2 separate regions of the Homo sapiens genome follow, and region 2 is linked to region 1. Evidence: chromatin contacts called from ENCODE Hi-C or POLR2A ChIA-PET data. All regions are on one chromosome and are shown on one strand. The core of a region is the stretch at or near the end of the contact, and the rest is flanking DNA. Distances in the headings are between cores, read along the strand shown. Region 1 overlaps PRKCZ (protein kinase C zeta). Region 2 overlaps SKI (SKI proto-oncogene).

The links. A loop is a pair of places that touch in the nucleus more often than their neighbours do. ChIA-PET counts read pairs that join two places held with the same protein, here RNA polymerase II (POLR2A). Pooled maps may share reads with other maps.
Region 2: a loop to region 1 is called in a pooled map, with 2.2 times the contacts of the local background. The contact joins two enhancer-like sites. A Hi-C loop is called at or near these places in 1 of 168 maps with a recorded cell type or tissue (CD8-positive, alpha-beta T cell), 1 of 37 single-sample maps with no recorded cell type and 5 of 50 pooled maps. POLR2A ChIA-PET finds 5 or more read pairs at or near these places in 4 of 52 experiments (HEK293, OCI-LY7, T-cell and 1 more).

What each region holds. Positions count from the first base shown.
Region 1 is chr1:2,169,426-2,176,368 of GRCh38, reverse strand. It overlaps PRKCZ (protein kinase C zeta), which reads right to left. Exons shown (of 18, transcript NM_002744.6): 11 at 6,765-6,851; 12 at 4,179-4,314; 13 at 3,981-4,068; 14 at 2,353-2,472; 15 at 1,536-1,615; 16 at 1,056-1,145. Among named protein-coding and RNA genes, the nearest start is that of PRKCZ-AS1, 11 kb to the left of the region's middle. RefSeq lists an enhancer at 195-803 and a silencer at 2,357-2,523. Within about 2 kb of position 1,933, at least 7 of the 41 ENCODE cell types and tissues checked have a DNase peak (open chromatin) inside an H3K27ac peak, as active enhancers do.
Region 2 is chr1:2,297,183-2,303,225 of GRCh38, reverse strand. It overlaps SKI (SKI proto-oncogene), which reads right to left. Exons shown (of 7, transcript NM_003036.4): 2 at 123-248. Among named protein-coding and RNA genes, the nearest start is that of SKI, 72 kb to the right of the region's middle. RefSeq lists enhancers at 2,008-2,067, 4,307-4,818, 4,819-5,330. Within about 2 kb of position 1,250, at least 34 of the 41 ENCODE cell types and tissues checked have a DNase peak (open chromatin) inside an H3K27ac peak, as active enhancers do.

The sequences.
Region 1 (6,943 bases), core at 684-3,183:
ACTGCACTTCCACACAGAACCCACGACCAAGCGGCGCAGCCTTACCTGCCTTAACCTGACAGACACACGCCAGCCTACAGTCCGGCAAAACCCCCTGCACGCAGAGCCCCTCGGGACATTCGGCCCCCTCCTGATCACGTGGCCCGCTGGGGCTGCAGTCACCGCCCCTCATCACAGGAGAGTACTGACCTCATACGGCCAGCTGGGGAACGGTCAAAACTCAAAGTAGTTTCTACCGAATGCACCCTGCTCACACACCACCGAAATCAGATTCCTAAATCGAGCCAGTGTACGTCGCACCCTGTCCACAGACTCACTCTCCTTCAATACCCGACGCTAAAGCTCAAGCCGTGAACGCTGCGACTGCTGGTCCTGTCCAGTAACTGCTGATAAAACCGGCCATGAAACCAAAGCAAACGCCCTTCTCTAGGCCGGCCCCCACTATCAGATCCCTGTGGAACCAACAGCCAATGTGCTCACAGGTCAGGACGCATGTGCCGCTAGCTCCTGGCGGCACCAAGCCAGCACAGTCGAGGGTTGCCAGGAAGCGCCATGGGCCGAGCTCGTCCGGCCCCTCACTCTCCTGGCTCCGGAGGACGAAATGTGTCTCCCCATCCCTCCTCGGGGCCCTGGAGGGTGGTCCCCCATTCCCAGCTGACCCTTCTGGGAGACAGGAGCCTTGGCTCCACGCAAGTGGGGCCATGTCAAAGACCAGCCCGGCGGTGCGCGAGCTCACACAGCCCACCCGGCCCACACAGCCCCGGCTCTGTCCACCAGATTATAGGGGTTGGAGGGGTTGGGGGTGTAGGGGTTGGAGTGGGGTTGGGTGGATATTGGGGTGGGGGTTGAGTTGGGGGTTGGGGTGGGAGTTGGGCTGGGGGTTGGGTTGGTGGTGGGGTGAGGGTTGGATGAATTTGGGGTTGGGATGGATATTGGGGTTCGGATGGGGTGGGGTGGGGGTTGGGTGAATATTGGGGTTGGGGTTGGGATGGGGGTTGGGTAGATTTGGGGTTGGGATGGGGATGGGGGTGCAAATAGGCTTTGTGATGCTTTACCAAGTCCCAGTCTATGCTGCGGAAGAACGCGTGGGACTTGATGTCAGAAAATCCAGTCTGTGGCCGGCAGCCGAGCCTCTCTTTGGGGTCCTGGAGGTCAGAGTTCAAACAAGGACAAGTCAGCCCCATCCCGGAAGCCCCATGACCCCCTCTCCTTGGTGGCCACTCCCAGTGCTGACAAGCCCTCCCCCGATGCTCTGACCCAGGTGGTGGAAATCAGATGTTTCCTTTATTGAAAGTTCCTTCCCCGTACGTTAAGCTCCGTTCCATTTTCCTTGGGCACACATTCTCATTTTGTTAGGTGTGAGTAAAAACGGACGATTCACAGAACACAGAGCTCAAATACTGAAGCGGAAAATCAACCCACACACCCGATACACAGCAGCCGACATGAAAAAATGGCCAACAGCCGTGCCTGGCCCTCTGCCCACCAACACCGAGGCCACAAACGAGATTTTGTCAGCATGGCCAGAAACGTACCTTATTTAAAAATCCTTTTAAAACATGGGAGGCTTTGACGGACAGGAACCGGGGGATCCGGATGGGCTTCTCCAGGATCACTGCAAGGGCGGAGCCTGGTGAGGACTTGCCTGTGTTGTGTGCCATTTGCCCAGTGCCGCCCAGACTCTGACTCTGAGCAAGAGCTTTGGGAGCTCAGCCTTGGGGCCCCGGAGCCCCTCCCTTCCTACAGCCCAGCAATATCTATAACCCGGAGTCCCGCCGGGTCCTCCCTGGGCCTCCTGGTTACATGCGCTGGCACGTGTCGTAGGATCGGACGTGAACCAGCAGCTCCCCTTCCTCAGCCCCAAGATCGCAGGTACACGGGTGCCTCTGCAGGCTGGCCACCAGAGGGCACCGCGGAGACAGCCGCGTTCCCAGATCCCACATCCCCACAGCACTGAATTCCAGACCAGGAGCAGGTCCCGGGGCCTCCAGGTGGGAAGGAGCCCATGATGGTGGCTGTGGGTTTTGGGGGTGGGGGCTGTGCTTTCAGCTCGGTACAGCCTCGGTCAAGGACATGCTGGGGCTCCAGCATGTGCTGCTGGCCAGGGCAGGAGGGAGTTGGAGCTGAATGGGGACAGGTTCTCTTTCCTGCTGACCCACAGGTGTGGTAACCCCACCCCACGGCCCGGGGAGTGGCATGTGACACAGGGTCTGGCCAGGAGGAATGGTTCCCGGTACGCTTTGCATGGCACTGCCGCTCCAGGCACCCGCGGGACCCCTCCACCTGCACCTTTGAAAAGGAAGGAAGACAGTCGTGCAGGTGAGGGGTACGAACGCACAGCGGGGCACGCACCTTGGAAAAGGTAGTCCTCTGTGTTCATGTCCGGGTTGTCGGTGATGATGTCGAACGGGGAGCGCCCGGCCATCATCTCAAACATGAGGACTCCCAGCGCCCACCAGTCCACGCTGAACCCTGGGGGAGAGCACACAGCCATCACCGAGTGGGGCCACATGGGCCGGCAGCAGGACGAACCTGGCTGGCGTTGGTTTTCATGCCCAGTTGACACGAGTGTGAGCCAGGCTTGAGCAGGCGGCACACAGGCCTCTGTGACTTCCACTTCCCAAACAGAACCAGCACCTCCACCTGGCAGCTCGGCCTCCCTGCCACCGTCCCTGACACTACGGAGGTCTCCCAGGCTGCCTCTGGGCTGTCGGTCCTGCCAGGGCACCTGTGACCACACCGGCACGAGGCACTGGTGGAACCTGCGGACGACCCTCCTCTCTCGTTTCTGCTTCTACAGAACTAAGCTTGAAGAAGCCCTTTCGCTGCAGTAACGGAAATACTCTCCTGTGTTTCCTTCTACAGCCATTTTGTTTTTTAAAAAGGTTCAAGTAGTCAACCTGTTGGGAATGTGTTCCAGCGAATGAGGGGTGGGAGACCCTGACCCGTTTTGCCCAAGGACAGCAGCTGTCTCTGCGTCCCCGGAAGTCCCCCTGGTCCCTGCTGAGGTGAGACGCTGCCGCTGTCCCACACGGAATCCCCATCCCAAGCTGGGTTCTAGACTATATTCCAGTCCTCCAATCTGCTGTCTGTCCTTCTCTGGCTACTGAGACTTCCATTGTGGCCGCTGGGGAGCCCAGTTATCCCAGCGGCGAGTGACCTGCCCGCCCTGCCTGCCCCACACCCATTCTGATGGCAAAAAAAATGTGTAAAAATGTCTGAAGGCACACCATGCATGCCTCATTGAAAACACCAGGATGCAGAAGTGGGTGGAGTGTGTACAAACACAGTATGCATGTGCACACAACACACATGGATGCCCGACACACGAACACTCAGCCCAACGGCACACACGCACACAGGGCTGCACACGCGTGCCCACGTCCCCGTTTCACACACGCACACACGGCTGCACACGCGTGCCCACATCCCCGTTTCACACACGCACACACGGCTGCACACGCGTGCCCACGTCCCCGTTTCACACACGCACACACGGCTGCACACGCGTGCCCATGTCCCCGTTTCACGCCCAGAGAGGGGAGAGGAGCAGAAACACTCTGGTGTGCACGGCGTCCTCAGCCGCAGGGCCTGTGGGGTCCTGTCCACACGCTCCTGCACCCCCTGGGGCTCCCCAGACAACAGCTTCTCCCCCAGCCACTCGTGCAGCACGGGGACTCAGGTGCTGCACCCTGTCCCACCCCCGCTTTCTGTGTCTTTCCCCTCCCTGTGCCCCGGGGCTCCCTGGCAGGAGGAATCCTGTGCAGTGCCCTCCCCAAGGAGCTGCTCAAGTGGACATGGGAGGTTTTCCAGAATTCAAATAAGGGGCTGAGGCCAGATGATGACATCCGGCTGGGAAAGACAGTGTGTGGCTTTTGGGTGTAAGATGGTCAAGGACACCTCTCCCTGGCTGCTGGGCCAGGCCCGAAGCCATCTCTGGCCCTGTGTGCTCCGAGAGGGGCCAGGGCAGCGGCACTCACCGTACTCCTCTCCCCGCAGGATTTCGGGGGCGATGTAATTCGGGGTTCCGCAGAAAGTGCTCGTTGTGTCACCAGGGCCCAGGCCTTCCTGTGGGGGCAAAGTTACTGGGAGAGGGTTCTTGTAGACACTACCCCGCGGGACAGGCGCCCCGAGACGCACATGCGGGATGGTCAGGGGAGGCGGTCCAAGGCACGCACCTTGCACATGCCGTAGTCTGTGAGCTTGATGTGCCCGTCCGCATCCAGGAGGACGTTGTCCAGCTTCAGGTCCCTGTAGATGATCCCCCTCTCGTGCAGGAAGTTGAGGGCGATGCAGATCTCGGCCGCGTAGAACCTGGGGGTGGGGATGCCGTCATGGGGGCAGTGCCTGTGCCAGAGGCTGCGCCAACAGCTCCAGCCTGGGGGCCACACACTCCCGTTTGCCCCACCACGGGCCCGGCATCCTCTCAATGACCAGGCCCAGGATTTGAAAGTGCAGTGCACAGGGCCAGGGAGGGAAATGCCAATGAAAGCTCCAGGACACCACCCCATGCGCCTTAGGATGGCCTGCTGTCAAAGACACAGAGAACGATGTGGCAGCCTCCACAAGGGGAGGAGCGGGCAAATAACACGACAGCTTCCATGCGGGAAAGACCGGAGCCATGGCACGTTGTGGTAGGAGTGCAGAACAGCGCCGCTGCTGCGGAAGACAGTCCGGCAGGTCCTCGAAAATTAAACACGGTGCCAGGCTTGGTGGCTCACACCTGTAATCCCAGCACTTCGGGAGGTCGAGGCAGGCAGATCACCTGAGGTCAGGAATTCAAGACCAGCCTGGGCAACATGGCGAAACTCCGTCTCTACTAAAAATACAAAAAAATTAGCCGGGTATGGTGGCGCACACCTGTAGTCCCAGCTACTCTGGGGGCTGAGGCAGGAGAATCACTTGAACCTGGGAGGCAGAGGCTGCAGTGAGCTGAGATCCCACCACTGCATTCCAGCCTGGGTGACAGAGCGAGACTCCATCAAAAAAAAAAAAAAATTAAATATGACCTTTTTTTTTTTTTTTTTGAGACAGAGTTTCACTCTGTCACCCAGGCTGGAGTGCAATGGCGCGATCTTGGCTCACTGTAAGCTCTGCCCACAGGTTCACGCCATTCTCCTGCCTCAGCCTCCCGAGTAGCTAGGACTACAGGCGCCCGCCACCACACCTGGATAATTTTTTGTATTTTTAGTAGAGACAGGGTTTCACTGTGTTATTTCACCGTGTTAGCCAGGATGGTCTCGATCTCCTGACCTCGTGATCCGCCCGCCTTGGCCTCTCAAAGTGCTGGGATTACAGGCGTGAGCCACCACGCCCGGCCTAAATATGGAATTCTTATGTGGTTAGCAATTCAGTTTCTGGGTGTATACCCCAAAGAACCGGAAGCAGGGTGTTCAAGAGATTACTTCACACCCATGTTCACAGCAGCACTGTTCACCATGGCCAACATGTGGATGCCACTCAAGTGCCCCCCGAGGGATGGACGGATAAGCAAAGTGTGGCCCCTCCATCCAACGGGGCATTATCCAGCCTGAAAAAGGAAGGCAATTCTGAGACAGGCCACAGCACGGATGAATCTTGAGGACGCTATGCTCAGGAAAATGAGCCACCGAAGGACCAACACTGTGATTCCACTCCGATGAGGTCCCTAGAGTCCTCGAATCAGAGGGACAGAAAGTGGGACGTGCCCGTCTGGGGTGAGGATGTGAGGCTGGGGCGGGGGACAGGGAGGGAGTGTCTGATGGGCCAAGCTTCAGCAGGGAAGAGGGGCGTGCTCTGGAGATGAGACGGGGGCCAGCAGTGGCTGCAAAGCATGGGGTGCATTCAACGCCACTGAATTCCATGCCCCAAAATGCTACCTTTTATGTTGTGTGTTGCCACAGTTTTTAAAAACAGCGTTGTGGGAAGTGTACTGTTCTAGATTTATTGCCTACTGTCCTATTGCCAGAAACAATCTAAGGTGACTCACAAAACTGCATGCAACGTTCTTAAGTAAGGAAATGAGGAAAAGGAGAAACTACAAAAGACAGGAAAGGTCCAGGGAGCTGAAATAAGCCCCCAAACGGTCCTGGAGGTCCCGCGGCTGCCGGGGGAGGCTCCTGAACCATGCTGGAGGCCCCTCGGCTGCCAGGGGAGGCCCGAAGATATCAGAGATGAAAGGGAAGGGCAGGAAGGAGTCTCTCAGGTCACTCTAGAAACAGACCACTCTCGTTCTGCTCCTAACGCTGAGGAAATGCTGGCCATGCTGTGCCACTAACAGGGTGAAGAGCAGAACCAGGGCAGAGCCACCATGAAGACAGCACAATCCCAGGAGACTCTCACTTCTCTCGGATGAGGCATGGTGCTGCTTCAGGGGTGGGGCCTGGGGGACTGGTCTGAGGCACCATAACTCAGGAGACCTCCCAAATGTTGTGACTCTGGAGCAAATATGGAATGTGTCACAATGCAGGGGACGTCACACTGTGGGGGACATGATGCCCTCTGCCATCCTACCTGGACTTCCCTCCCTTGAGCTCCCTGCTGACCCCTGGAGAAGGTCCCCGGCCCCCTCCACGTGCACCCCGCCCCCCCCGCCCCCGTCATACCCCCTCCGTGCACACCCCACCCAGCCACCTCCCCTCTGCGCACACCCACCCGGCCCCCCAACTCCGCGCGCACCCACCCGTCATCCCTCTGTGCGCACCCACCCAGCCCCCCAACACCGCACGCACCCACCCATCCCCAACTCCGGGCGCACCCACCCGGCCCCGTCCACGCGCACCCACCTGGCGTGCTCCTCAGGGAGCTTCCTCTGCCTCTGCATGTGGAACATCAGGTCCCCGCCGTTGACGTACTCAATGACCAGGAACAACCTGCAGGGAGAGAGGCGCCGGAGGCTGCAGTCACCTCGGCAGACGGCGGCCTCCTTAGACAGAAGCCCCACAGAAGCGGCCTTCGTGGGCCC
Region 2 (6,043 bases), core at 1-2,500, 130 kb before region 1:
CTGAGGCTGCGCCGGGTGCCAGCCCTCAGTAGCGGGCAGGTGGAGCTGCCAGCCGCTGGGTCTGCCCAAGGAGAAGGGCCCAGTACCCACCACCCCAAGGACCCCGACAGGCCCCACAGCACCTTATTGGAAGAGCCGGCCAAGGTCCGCAGCCAGCTGGACGGCTTGTCCTTTTCGGAAGGCGCGGGGGACTGGGAAGAGGTGTCATCTGTTTTGGGTCTTATGGAGGCCGGAGGCTCAGAGGAGACCTGCGATCAATGAAAGGTTTTGTTGGCACCTGTGGTTCCCAGGGCAGGGTCCCTCCACCAGCCCCGTGGCTGGCACATGGCAGTCAGAGCCCCATGCACTCCGGCCACAAACGACCCTGAGTGGCGCAGAAGGCAGATTCCAGGGCACCCCCCAGGAGACCAAGTTCACTTTGCATAAAGGCCCTTAGGCCACGCGCAACAGGCACGTGGAGGCTGTGCTGAGGGACAAGTCATCTCCGAGAGAACAGAGTGGACCTTGTCCTGCCATTCCGGGTGACCTCACCCACGGCTGCAGCAGGTTTGGGATGGAGCACCAAGACCCACTCTCCCCTTCCACAGCGGCTCAGCCTGGCCAGGAGTCCCTCGTCCTTCTCCTGCCAAACCCCTTTCCTAGAACCCGAGTGTGTCCTCAGAGGGTGCCCAGCGCTGGGCACTCAGCTCAACCAGCCACAGCACGGCGAGAGCCACTCACGACGGATGCGTCTGGGAAGGGCAGCTGCGGCACAGGGGTGGTCGCGGGGAGGGGACACCGTGTCCCTGTGGGCCACTGGCACAGGTGCATTAAAGAGTGGGCATTCTGGCTGCCCCCTCCCCATGGGAAGGAAACATTTTCAAAATGAAGGACACCATCCCCAAGGAGCCTGGCTCCTACAGGATGGCACCACACACACCTTTGCCTCGCTCCTTGCCAGCCCCGGTGCTGGAGGAAGCTTAGCGAAGGTGCCCAGACCCAGCCCACCCAGAACCAGGTCCCGCTGGTGGAGGAAGCTTAGCGAAGGTGCCTGGACCCAGCCCACTCAGAACCAGGTGTTGTGTGTCAGGTGCTGAGGCACATCCCCCAAGAGCCAGTGAGTGATGTGGGTTGTGTGCTGGGGGCCTGAGCCGGTACATCCAGCCTCAGGCAAACGTGAACTCCCACAGCCCTGCGGCTGGAAACCCCTGAGACGGTGCTGCCCGCAAGGCACAACTGAGACCCAAGGTCTCTTCCCAAGCAAAATCACAGGGCAGTCTCCGTAAAATGGGCCATTCCTCTACTGCCAAAGACCCCACAGGACAGCACAGAGTCTCCAGGGCAGCTGGCACCAGGTCTACACCACAGGCCAATGCAGAACAGGCCACACAGGGCAAGGGGCCCTTCACAGGGGTGAGGTCCCACTCACTCTGCCGAGGCCAACCTCAAGAGGAGGCAGCAAAGTCGGGCGGTGGGGGCTCCGCCCTTGCCCTCAGCCAGGAAGCCTTGGTGGACAGAGCACACTCAGGGCCGGGGGCTCTTCCCACCTCCAGGACTCTAGGAGAAGACGCTGCATCAGGAACCAGCCTCCTGGAGGCAGCAGGGACCCTGCTTCCCTAGGGGGAAGATGGGGCGCAGGGCAGGCTGTCCATCAAGGTGCTCCAATTATGGGGATGGAGGGCCCTGGGGGAAGATCTGGCCAAAGCCCGTGGCCTCCCCTGCAGCACGTGCACCCACCCTGCAGCCCTCAGGGAACAAGCAGGGTGGGGCCAGGGGAGGGGCAGGTGCCTGGCTCTGACCTGGGCCCAAGGGAGAAAGATAAGTGCTCGGGCGCACAGGGCCGGGGACGCAGGGCAGGCAGCCCCTGAAGGCTCACGGCTGTGGATGGTTTTTTTCAGAGACACTAAAATAGCTGTTCAGGAAAAAAGACACTGAAAATACCCCCTCTATGTGGCGGCTTTCGAGGGGAAGTGAGTGTTGATGACGTCTGGCGGAGGCCCTGACCGCAGGGTGCTGTGCCTATGCCTGGCAGGGGCGGGTGCCATCCTAGCTGCAGCAGAGCCCCTTCCGGAATCATGCGGACCCTCCCGAGAGGCACAGAAGGCCGAGGACGCCCGGCTGGGTGGAGCTTCCTGTCTAAGCAGCCACTGAAGCGGGCGCGGAAATTCGGCTCAGTTATCACCCGGGGAAAAGCCACAACAGCCGGCGCTGACTCCGGGAGACTCAGAGACTCCTTGAGGGGAAAGAGTCAGATGCCTCAGGCCACCTCCATGAGAGCCAACGCCTGAGAACACGGCTCTGCCTGGTGGGGCCCCAACAGCCGCCCCGTGGAGGTGGCGGGAGGACCGTAGGCCCGGGGCCCCGAGCCCAATCCGCTCAGTGGGGGGTGGCCGAGGACCCTGCAGATCTGGAGGGTTGAGGCAGATGGGCTCAGGGCCATCCTTGGGGCCAGGGACGCTCCTGGTCTTCAGGGAGCCAGGACGAGCCTTCGGAGACATGACTCCGTTAAGACCCCTGCCGACCCCTCATCAGGCGACTCCCGGCTCTCAGGGCGGGCTCTCTGCAGCATCAGAGAAACGGAGAGAAACGTGTAAAATAGAAGGTGTCTGCGCCCCTGTGGGCGGAGGAAGTGACACTCTCAGAGGGACTGTCACCTGAGCAGTATTGGTTTCTCAAAGCCCCAGGAAGCAGACAGCCGTCTTCAGGCCTGGGATGCCACCCGCCCTACCAAGGCCCCTGGGGGCCCCAGTGTCAGCTGTCGGTCAGGGACAAAACCACACCCAGTGACAGACGGCTGAGTCTTACTCTGGGAAGAGCAGCTACGACCGCTTGCCTCTGGTGTGACCCTTCCTGGGGCTTCAAAACCCGCCCTTGGAGCCCACAGGCCACGAGGCAGGAGCACGGCTCTGGACCTGACACACCAAAGCAATGGGGCTGGGCCTGGATAGGCCTGCAAGGGGCTGCCCCATCCCAAAGCCCTTCAGGCCACTGTCAGCTTACACAGCGGAGGCCAGACGACACACCGCGCTGCCCCGCGGCCACTTCCCCTCCTGGGGTCCTTCCCCACACCCCGAGGATGACCAGGCAAGCTACCTGGCCAGCAGGCACCCGGGCAACGCGTGTGAGCTTGCACCCAAGGACAGGTGCCCCCCTGCCAGGGCAGGGCAGGGCTGGGCTGAGGAATAGCGGGCCCAAGACTGTGGACACCCTAGGCCCTCTGACGGAACAGTTCCTGAGCAAAGCCCACAGGACCTATGCAGAGGCGGTGGCCCAAACAGGTGAGCCAGCAGTGGATGCCTGCCGAGGACTGGGCAGCCACAGTACACTGCCACAAGCAAGCCACCAGCTCCCCATGGGGGAGTCTCAGAAAAGACGCTCTCCAAAAATGCACACCCCACCCTTGGGGGCCCTGCGTTTCAGGCCTGTAAGGTGCCAGGAACAGAGAAGAGCCATTGAGAAGGCCTTGGGGACCCTTTCCTGCCTGACACGTGCAGATGCTCAGGGCGAAACGCTGGCCCATCCCCTGCAATAAGGAAAGGGAGTCTGGAGGTCACAGAACTGCCATCTCCCTTCCCCAGGCCCCTGGCACAACATGAGTGGGGGCTGCTTCTCCTGCCAGATCCCACAGGGTCCAAACACAGAAGACCTCAACCCCCCAGAGCAAGGAGACGCTCCATGTCCCCTACCCTGGCAGGGAGGCTGGAGTCCTGGACAGCTGCCGAGGGAGACGCCGCAGAGGCGGAGGGCACTGAATCCAGAACCGAGTGCAGCAGCGGTTACAGCTGGCCTCTGTCCCCAGGCACCTGAGCCACTCCAGACAGGCTGAACCCAGTCTGCACATGTCCTAACAACAGCTCCTCCCAGGGCACCGAGAGCCCGGGTCGTCAGCTGGGCCACTTCCCCCACTGTGGCCTCAGCGCCTCTCACTTCCAGAGTCCGTGAGGAGGACATGGGCACAAGCTGCTGCCCCGCCTGCCCGTGTGGCCCCCCCCCTCCCCGAGGCAGGGACAGTCACTCGGGTCCCCGAGCTGATGCCCACAGCTCCGGGCCTTCTCCACACTGAAGCTGAATGACGGGGCTCAACGCCGCATCCCCGCCCTGCTGGCCACTCGGCGCTGACGGTCGCTTCCTTGAACCTTCTGAACACTGGGGTCTGAGTCAGCCTTTGCTGAGAGAATTCACACCCCAAATCCACACAAAACAACCACATAGAGCCTGCTGTGAACCTCCACGACCACCCGGCATCCACCCACCCAGGGCTCACAGGCACCAGCAGGCAAGGCTCCACCCAACTAGAGAAGGCAGCTCCCACACCAGGACCCCCCAGGGCAAGACTCCGGGGAGGCGGGAGTGAGTAGTGGGCAAGCACCACAGGGTGAGCTCTGGGCACCAAGGAGCCCACGGCCTGGAAGCTGGCACACGCGCCCGCCCACCACAGGCACATTCTTGCTTTTGACTGATGATCAAAGAAGGCCCCATTTGGTGGGCGCGTTGATACAGCAGCCAGGATCGGCCACGTCTGTCTCTGAATGTCTGCACCTCACCTGGGATGTGGTCTGCCTGGAAGCAGCACCCAGACCCCAAGGCCAGACAGGCCTGCCTGTGAGTTTTCAGCCTCCCCTTAGACTGGTCTCTTTGCCCTCATTGGTAAACGGGACCCCGTATTAGGGCCAAAGGATACAAGGGGGAAACAGGACCCGGGCAGGGTCCCGCCTCTGCTCATGCTGCCTCAGGGAGCTGCTGAGAAAGCCATCCGGCCCGGGGACAGGCCACGGCCACACCCCAGACCATCCTGAGCATGGGCAGCCAATCCAGGAGCCGGGGACCACACCTGCTCCAAGGGAGAGGCGCACAGCAGCAGCCATGATGATGTCAACACAACTCCCTCCAACCCCAGGGACAACCACAGGGAACTTCGCAGAGTGAAGAAAACCAGTTTTCTGTTCAACTTGCAGCCCAGCAACCTGTCAGGAGGGCACCAGCCTCAGTCACCCCGGGACCCCAGTGTCCAGCGGCCAGTGTGCCCTCAAGCCCCCACGAGGGCGCGCATGTATCCAGCTGAAACAGACATTGAGGCCTTTGTGACGCCGGCTTCACATGTGAACAACGCACAGTGGCAGAGCGGTTGAGCAGCCCACAGGTCAGTCCAGGGGCCACCACCAAGCTCTGTGGGTCAGGCTTCCGTCTCCACACCTGCATGGATGCTCGGCCCATGACCACCCGGTGTCAAAACTGCACTCTGGTGCGGGGGGATGGACCCACAGCTTGCGGCTACACCCCAAGGCCTGCCACACAGCACAGCCCACCCTGCAACCCCTCCCGTGCGTCCCCTCAGCGTCTTCTCCTGCCAGGCTGCAGCCACGGGGCAAGGGGACCCTCCAGGGGAATGCATGCGCCATGGGAGTGGCCAGTCTCAGACCTGCCCATGCACACCGGGCGGGCCCACGCCTCCTCTCCTCAGCATGCAGCATCCGCAACCAGGCACAGCTGCCATGATGGGAACTGGAGGGAAATGTGCGGCCAAGGGCCGGGAAGTCCTGCAGACGCAGATGCTGCCTCGCAGGGTGAGTCCGTGAGCGCCAATTCGTCTCTGTACAGGGGCCACGGGCTTATGGAGGGGATGGCTGCCACCAATAGGCAACGCTGTGGAGTGGCGCAGATGTTGTAGGCACCAAGAAGCCTCCAGAAGCTGCCAGCCACAGTCCACATGGTGGTGCAACCCTGGGGCCACAGCAGGTGGAGCGGCAGGATCGCCCACAATCTGGGTTCCGAGGAGATCGCCTGTGCTGGTGTTCTGACATTCCCAAGAGGCCGCCCACAGCGTGGTGAGCGGGCTGGGCACTCGAGGTCCTGCCTGTGGCCCTGCTCCTGAAGCACATGGCCCAGCAACACTCTGCTACGCTGAGGTTCTCTTCGGTGTGGCTGAAAACCCGTCTGCTATTCCTTAAAAGGATACAACCCAAACTTCAGCCGTGGGCCCGGCGTGGTGGCTTATGCCTGTAATGCCAGCTCCTTGGGAGGCTGAGGTGGGAGGATCACTGGACCTCAAAAGGTCGAGGCTGCA